Regions from separate parts of the Homo sapiens genome. Here region 2 is linked to region 1. Evidence: chromatin loops called from intact Hi-C (ENCODE). Cell type or tissue: heart right ventricle. All regions are shown on one strand. Links, peaks and the distances in the headings refer to the core of each region. The heading gives the core; the rest is flanking DNA.

Region 1 (4,398 bases), core at 139-4,138:
CTGGGATGGTAAAGCGTTTCTAAACCTTTGCTATCAGATTCTCTCAGGACATACAAATCTTTTCTAATAGTAGAACAATCTGGGCCAAGGAAAAAGAAAAAAGAAAATTCATTTTGTGTTTTAATTTTAATTATTTTTATTTAAGACCTAGTAGAGCAGAAATTGTCTACTGTCTGCAAAATATTGAGCATGTGCTTGATATCAATCCTTTGTGAAAGCTTCCAAACCAAACCTGAGAGATTCCAGGGTATGTTTCTCTGGCTTCTCAGTCCCTCTCGTGGTCTATGTTCTTTTCCTCAGTATAAAAGTGGCAGAACTATTTTGCATGGAGGAAGAAAAAGAACTAGCCTATCAAGCTAGCTATTGTTCAAGCTATAGTTCTGCCACCAGGCAAGCTTAAGTTAGCGTAGTAGAAATTGCCTGGATCTATATTTCTGTATATATAATGAATTCTGGCATGAAGGTTTCTTTAACAAAAGATTTGGACATGTTGTATGAAAACTGGAATTGTTAAATTGGCATAGTAAATAATACAGTTTGTGTTTACTTTTGCATTCCCAAAGCTTCTTTTTTTAGAATTATGGGGGATAGAGTATTGTGTTTTTTGCTACATTAAAAACCACTAATGAAGATGAGAGAAAGCACTTGCAAGATCTTTAGGATCAAATATCCTAACAAACCACCTAGTTATGTGTTGGTATGCAAAGACAATCATAAATTAATAGATATTTACTATGTGATATTTACCAAGTATATCTGAAGACAGGAGAAAATACATTTGTAGAACATTGATCTGCCCAGCTAATGTGATCTGAGTGATAAATTCAGGCCCACTTGCCAACAAGCCTGGTCAGTTGAAACTCCCTACTTAAAGGCCATTTTTAAGCACTATTATCAAAGTTCCCTTGGGGTGGATTTTCTCATTTGCCCTTCCAGATTCAGTCTCTAATTTCTTCTTCCTGTTCTGGACCCAAAGAGTTGATCTCTGTGTACCACATCTCAAGGCTCCCTTGCCCTCCGGCTTCTGGTTAAGATCTTCCCAATAAAGAGCAACTCAGGAAACCAGACAGACAGTGGAAGGAAAGAAAAGTCAGAATACTTAATCCTCACCATCCCCCTCACACACTCCCCATGGGCGCCTCAGGTTTGTAGTAGCTGCAGTCTTCTCTCTATATTCACAGCTCCTTATGGAAGGTGTCTACTCCGTGGCAAGGAATGGTAATAATTTCTCACTGTGAATAGTCCCACAGTGGTTCCCTATCACTTGTTGATGTCCCTGAGCTCTTCATTTAGGGAATTCACTAACTAGTTCCTTTACTAAATTCTCTCCAGTTACCCCATCTGTCAAGCGTGCCTTCTGTTTCCTGCTCAGATCATGACTAACAGAACCCATTTGGAAATGTAGTGTATCTACTAAGAGAGGAGTAACACAATGAAACAAAATTGAGCTACTTCTCCATTAAATCTGAAGTCCTTATTAAAATATGGAAATGGGTTTGTGTTTTGATTAGCCTGCATTCAAGGTTTTGACTCCAGAAGGATGAGACATAGAATAGGCATGTTTTGATGAAGGTAGAATTAAAAATCAGTGTGGTAAGTGCCCACAATGGAGCAGCTGGGACAGCAGGAACAGCAGCAGCTGGGAGAGGGAACTTTCTAAAAGAGAATGAGGAAAGTTGAAAACCATCTCTTTTGATTCCTAGGGGATACCAGAGAGGAGAATGAAACCACCACTTTGCAGTTTTGCCTAAGGCTAACTTTACTTATGCTCCCTAATGTTTTAGCTCAATATCCAATCACTGCAATTAAGAGAAACTATTGTTCTTTTCTTTATTCTAAGAGCTTATGCCTGTTTTCTATTTTATTATATGGCTTTCAGAAGTAAAGACCCAAATAAAATTTATTTTCTCCTAGTAAGAGTTTCTAAGATTAATATACTTGCACACAAAAATAAGCTGGTATACAGGTACGCATCAGCCAGTATACTTCATGTCTGGTAACACCACTGCCTTTCAACTTGCAACTCTTGCCACCTAGTGGCAAAATTTGGTCTTACAACTTGAGGATAACAACAAGTATGATTTCGGCTCTAAAAAAGACAACTTGAAATTCTTGATTTCTTACTTAAATCAAAATTTCCTACATTATACCATCATGTGGTAAAAAGTCGTCCACAGGATGATACTGTATAATGGACTTTTTAAATAATTAAAGCTAATTAAAATTAATATTAAAACATAAACATTTTGTCTTAGGATTCTGTCCACCTCCTTTCTTCCTTTAAGGCAAGATCAAGGGCCAGCCAAGTAAACCGAAAGCAAATTTGTTTGAAAATTAGCAATAGACATGTCTTTGACTTACTACTATCATAGTTTTCTTACAATAGTTATGAAATCTACAGGTTTCCAGTTAAACTTATTATCCCCTTTTCATGTCATATATTACAAAAATATTTTTAAATCTTATTCCTTAATTCAGAGGAGAGTAAATTCAATAGCCCACTTTTTATTTTCCCATGCACAACGTTCTTTCAAATTTAAGAAATTTTTTTTGTGTAAAGTACTGCTCTAGGTATTGACTTAATTGGAGAAAGAAAACCAGAAAAAAATCTTTGCCCTCACTTAAGTTATTAATTATATTTTTGAATACTCATAGAATTATAGGTATGTATAATTGAGAAGATAATTTAGAGATTAGCTAATTCAACCTGAATGTTTTGTTTGTAATTTTTTATTTACAAAGAAGAAAACTGAAATGCAATTGGTAGGAACAGAAGTTCTCAAAAGCCTATCTTTGAGTATTCACAATACTTTGGATTATAGCAAAGTTATATTTACAATGAGCTGTGGTACTTGTTACATTAAAAAAAAAAAAAAAAAACCTGAGTGTAACCCCAAGCAACTACTTTTTCAATACCCATCTCCTCTCTGTACCGGTCCCACCTGTATTAGTCTCCTGTCTGCCACTTTCTATGTTCTTCCCAGCGTATGTATTTGCTTCCCTGGTCTATCCCCAGGACTAGGGTCTTCTACTGGAAACCAACCTGCCTGACTAGGCCCCTGATGCCCCTTCTGGTTCCCACTCAGCCCTCCTTCAGCTGCAGGGTCAGATCCTGCTTTTTACCTGCCTCGGGCGGGCTTTCTTCTGAGACTGCAAAGAAGTCCTGGAAATCTACCTGAATTGGGGCAATATTGGCAATATCTACCTACTCAGCTATTGAATTATTATGATTTGCCTGATTCCGGTAGTGATACTTTGGTATCTGGTAGTGATACTTTGCAAACCACATATAAGTGTGACATCCTCTTTGAACGTTATGCTTTTATTTTTTTTTTTTTCATTAGTATCAACCATTGCCTTTGGAGCAGTGCCTCTAGCTCCAATTAATTTTCCAGTGGCTTTCTAGTTTATTTAGGCTCATTCTTATTATGAGACTTGCAAAATACCAACTAATAGATAATAGTAGAAGCTACAGCAGTTGACATGATAACCCAAGAATACGTATAAAAAAATAGGAAGGGAAGATACTCGGTATCACTTTGGAGACCCAATCCTCTCCCATTCTCAGGTCATGTGCTTCTGAGAGAGACATGGCCCAAATCCCAACTGCAGGAGTGAGTATGTGATCCAAGACTGGTAATTCCAAGTCCTCCCATCCCTTGATCGTAGTGACTGATTCAGGGATGATCTCAGAACCTAAGCTGGGCCAGTAAGTAACTATAGACATCTATAAAGTTATTGGGAACATCTGCTATCTGTAAAGATAACAGAAAAAAGGTAGTCGCTTCTCCCCAGCTTGTTAGCTATAAAGATAATATAAGCTGAGAGCACTTAGTGGTCAACTTTGTCATTACATGGGACTCACAGAATGGAGGACGCATAGCAGAGAGAGTCTGATGATGACATTGGAGTCCATGAATGAGGCCCACTCTACATTCTGTTATTGCTTCGGTTGTTCCGAATTGGGTTTTGATCACTAGCACCAGAGCATAGGACTTTGGCTAGCACCCATATTTTTGGTTGTATATGAAAAACAGGAAGAAATTAAATAAATTACATATGCTTACCAAATATTTATGAAGAGTAACAAGAAGACAAAGAGTTAAACAAAACGTGGTGGTGGTATAAGATGTAAGATGGATCAACAAAATCAAAATTAAAGTAAGTTCATGTGGTATGGAGATGAAGAAGAAATTATTGGACTTGATGATTAGATGATAATAGGTGACTTATAATAAAAGAGTTGTGGATATAAAAAACAGTATCAAGAATAGTGGTATATTCGTTCATTTTCACACTGCTGAAAAAGACATACCCAAGAATAAGCAATTTACAAAAGAAAGGTTTAATGGACTCACAGTTCCATGTGGCTGGGGAGATCCCACAATCATGGCAGAA
Region 2 (4,398 bases), core at 179-4,178, 870 kb before region 1:
TTACATTGACCTCGTGTTTATGCAAGTAGTGCTGGTTTTCAAAGAGCAATAATATATAAATTCCCTTTTACCCCAAAACTGATAAAGAAAACTGTGAATACATTTAAAGAAAAATATCAGTAAACCTAGTGCAGGCGTTATATGGAAATGGCTAAAATCATGAGGGTGAGAGACAGGACTAGCTGGATTTCCTAGGCTGACTAAGAATCCCTAAGCATAGCTGGGAAGGTGACTGCATCCACCTTTAAACAAGCGGCTTGCAACTTAGCTCACACCTGACCAATCAGATAGTAAAGAAAGCTCACTAAAATACTAATTAGGCAAAAACAGGAGGTAAAGAAATAGCCAATCATCTACCGCCTGAGAGCACAGCGGGAGGGACTATGATCGGGATATAAACCCAGGCATTTGAGCCAGCAACAGCTACCCTCTTTGGGTCCCCTCCCTTTGTATGGGAGCTCTGTTTTCACTCTATTAAATCTTGCAACTGCACTCTCTTCTGGTCCGTGTTTGTTAGGGCTGGAGCTGAGTTTTCACTCGCCATCCACCACTGCTTTTTGCTGCCTGCCGCTGACTTCCACCCTGGCTGGGTGTCGGCTGTGCTCCTGATTCAGCGAGGCGTCCATTGCCCCTCCCGATCGGGCTAAAGGCTTGCCATTGTTCTGCATCGCTAAGTGGGTTCCTCCTAATGGAGCTGAACACTAGTCACTGGGTTCCACGGTTCTCTTCCATGACCCACGGCTTCTAATAGAGCTATGACCCACGGCTTCTAATAGAGCTATAACACTGACTGCATGGACCAAGATTCCATTCCTTGGAATCCGTGAGGCCAAGAACCCCAGGTCAGAGAGCACAAGGCTTGCCACCATCTTCAAAGTGGCCCGCCACCATTTTGGAAGCGGCCCACCTCCATCTTGGGAGCTCTGGGAGCAAGAACCCCCGGGTAACAAGGGTAGTATGTGAATGAGAGAAGTTTGAGAAATACTTAAAGACAATAGTTATCAAATTTTGTCACACCATCATACCTTTAAGAAATGCATCAAAAAATAGGAACGTTAAGAGTTACTGTAAATAAACAGCTATTCAGGATTTTAGGGGCTAGCCCCTCTCCTTGACTTCAGAAAATCATTTAGTGTGCTGAAAATAGGTAGCCAGTTTACCATTTACACACACAGGGCTTGCCTTAGGCAAATTCCTGGGAGTCAGTTCTTTGCTTTTCCAACTCTTTAAGAATGTAAATTCCTCCCTTTTACTGGTTCACATGCCCTCAAGCTACCATTTGCTTTCTCCACTTTCTTCCATCAAGCCCTGCCCTAAGATCTTTTATTCACACTATGATATTGAGGCTCTATAACTGTACAGTTTGCTACTGAAATCTTTAGAGTTTGAGTTTTTGCATGGAATAAAGTGTAAAGAGGGAGGGGTGTATCTTTCAGGCTGTCTTGAAACTTCAGGCCCTATTCAGCAGGAAGGAAATCATGTATTTTACACATCAACTCTATACCCCAGAAAATAGTTTATCTCACAATAGCATATGGTTTGCCTAGCCCAGTCAGAACTGATATGTTGCTCCCAGTAATGGTGTGATGTTGATTCTGCTGCTATCCTTTCCCCATTTCATATATAAGAAACAGAGTTACATCAATTCTAATGATCAATGTCCTTTACCATACACTCCTGCAGCTGATAGTCTAGCTAGTATTTCCCAAGTTATGGTTTTAGGACCATGCATATAAGAATTACCTGGGAGATGAATGCCATGTGGAGATGGGGGCAGAGGTTGGAGTTATGTAGCTACAAGCCAAGGAACGACAAGGGTTGCTGGCAAATATCGGAATTTAAGAGACAGGCATGAAACAGATACTTCCCTAAATCCTTCAGAGAGAGCATGGCTCTGCTGACATCTTGATTTGGATTTTCAGCTTCCAGAAATATGAGATAATAAGTTACAGTTTTTGTTTTGTTTTGTTTTGTTTTTAGCTACCCAGTTTGCAATGCTTTTTTATGGCAACCCTAGGAAAATAATACAGGGATCATGGAAAACTCCAGAAGGAAGGGGAATTGGGTGAATTTGTTAGGCTCTTCCAACTGGAAAGGAGCACATGCTGAGGGTCGGGGTGGGGGGTAGGCGGGGGGAGCATGGGCTTATTCAAATAGTCATGTATAGGGACTTGGATTTTAAAACAGAAAAGGGACAGGTTCTGCTGTTTAGAAAGAGATCTGGGCTCTGGGCCGAGAGCAGCCCTTCTACTACTGAACAGCAGCAGCAAAGCCATGAGAATGTGTAGCACTGCCTCAGTACAAACACTCAAACATTTTATTATTTATTTATTTATTTATTTTTGAGACAGAGTTTCACTCTTTTTGCCCAGGCTGGAGTGCAATGGCACAATCTCGGCTCACCGCAACCTCCGCCTCCTGGGTTCAAGTGATTCTCCTGCCTCAGCCTCCTGAGGAGCTGGGATTACAGGCATGCGCCACCACACCCAGCTAATTTTTTGTATTTTTTAGTAGAGACAGGGTTTCTCCATGTTGGCCAGGCTGGTCTTGAACTCCCGACCTCAGGTGATACACCCGCCTTGGCCTCCCAAAGTGCTGGGATTACAGGCGTGAGACACTGCACCCGGCCAAACATTTTAAATACTAAGCTAGAACAAATTAAAACAAGCAAGGATCTTCCAATTTTAGTATATGTGCTGCCGAGCATTTTAAATACTAAGCTAGAACAAATTAAAACAAGCAAGGATCTTCCAATTTTAGTATATGTGCTGCCGAAGGGAGCACGAGCAAGGATCTTCATTTGTAAAACAAGTAGGTATTAGGATATTCTCTTGATAAATGTTTGGTGCATACTATACGCCAGCTGTTGTGCTCAGAGAGGGGTGTAGCATCAGGACAGGTAAGGATCCTGCCCTCAAGGAGCTTAAATTGGCATGGGGAAGGCAGATGATAAGCAGTAAAGAAACAAACAAACAAGATAACTACTAAAGGAGCTCAAATGCCTTGAAGGGAATAAACAGAGTAATCTTAGATAGAAGCTTCAGGAAGTTGAGGATTAAATGAAATAATCAGGATAGTATCCAGCACAAGGTAGGTTATTATTGATAAAGTTACTATTCTTCCTTAAAGGATGAACATTTTATCTACTAACTACCTCCTGTATTTTAATTTGCAGCAGCAGATGATGGATTTTTCTGCCCTAAACAAAACATCTTTTTTTCTTGTTATGTTTGGGGCAGCTCATTTGTTTTAATGCAATGGTGGTCAAATGGGTTTTCCAATCTCTGATTGCAAAGTGCACATATGCTCTGTCAAAAACAAGAGCCTAGACTGAACAGACCAGATTTCAGAGCCCTCCACTGTTTCCTCTTCCTTTCCTCTGATCCCTGTAACCAACTCTCAGTCAGAGTGATCTCTGTTGCCTCACTGGCCCCAGCTTTTTGCCTTGGAGGACGGGCTTATTTACGTCTCCTTACAGCACCTTCTCCTGTCTTCCCTTGGAATCCAGATCTCATTCTCCCCTCCACATTGGACACTCTCCTCATTTCAACATCTTTATGCTTATAATAATTGCACTAGTGCCTATGAGTCTCCCTCTGCCCTGACCTCGTGCCTGCTCTCTGCCAGTCTCTCTGCTGGGTGCAGATGATAAATCCATGACTAAGAGGACAGGGTTCCTGCCTCTGGGCAGCACAGGCAGATTAAAAAAAAAAAAATCGCCTGTGGATTTACCATGCAGATTCCTAGGCATTCTCCAACCATTTAAATCAGAATGAGAGCAAGTGGGGTCTGGGTTTCTGAATCTTAAGGTATTTCTCTAAGTCATTCTTACACATACTGATACTGAAAAATCTCTCCTATGTCTGTAGTACTCCCTACTTTCAAGTTCACTTTTTCATAACTCAGTTCAGTAATTCCCAGACCTAAATTCCTTCCCAGAGGATTAAATTAAAATATGTCTGGCTTTTCTGTCTCCTAAATTTTAGGCTTTTATTTTTTCATTTTATCTCTGTGGACTTGCAGTTTATTTAGTCACCAAAACAAATTTGAAAAATAAGTGAAAGGGGAGAATAGCAGAAAGAGGAACAAGGGAAGTGTGAACTGAGTATGTGGGTGGGCAGCTGGGGGACCTGAAACAGCAGTTGTTTTACAGGATTCTTGGACAGAATGTGTAAAATTACTGGCTTCATGAAGCCTCTGTCCTTGCTCCTGAACACTGTGTTGTTAAGAGCGTATTCTGTTGCCCAGCAGTTAATGCTAGGATGGTGACCACACTGCCATTCTTGACCCTACCTTCCCAACGCTTCCAAAATGTATCTTCTTGAACAGCTGATACCATCTGGAGGGCTTTGGTAACAAAATAATATTCAATATCTAATTTGATTTTACACATTCTAG

Evidence for each region. A loop is a pair of places that touch in the nucleus more often than their neighbours do. Peaks named below come from ENCODE experiments on the same cell type or tissue, not always from the same donor. Only the 100,000 strongest peaks of a DNase experiment are listed, where the experiment ranks them.
Region 2: it touches region 1 in a loop (2.9-fold over the local background); 17 of 110 quality-filtered maps call a loop at or near these places.

The regions. Positions count from the first base shown.
Region 1 is chr4:85,082,226-85,086,623 of GRCh38, reverse strand. No RefSeq gene overlaps it. Among named protein-coding and RNA genes, the nearest start is that of WDFY3, 120 kb to the right of the region's middle. In heart right ventricle, for the core only: a CTCF peak has its summit at 2,037 (motif pointing left); no DNase peak of the experiment used is centred there; H3K27me3 peaks cover 320 bases.
Region 2 is chr4:85,952,957-85,957,354 of GRCh38, reverse strand. The region is part of intron 5 of ARHGAP24 (Rho GTPase activating protein 24); the gene reads right to left. Among named protein-coding and RNA genes, the nearest start is that of MAPK10-AS1, 160 kb to the left of the region's middle. In heart right ventricle, for the core only: no CTCF peak of the experiment used is centred there; no DNase peak of the experiment used is centred there; H3K27ac peaks cover 432 bases.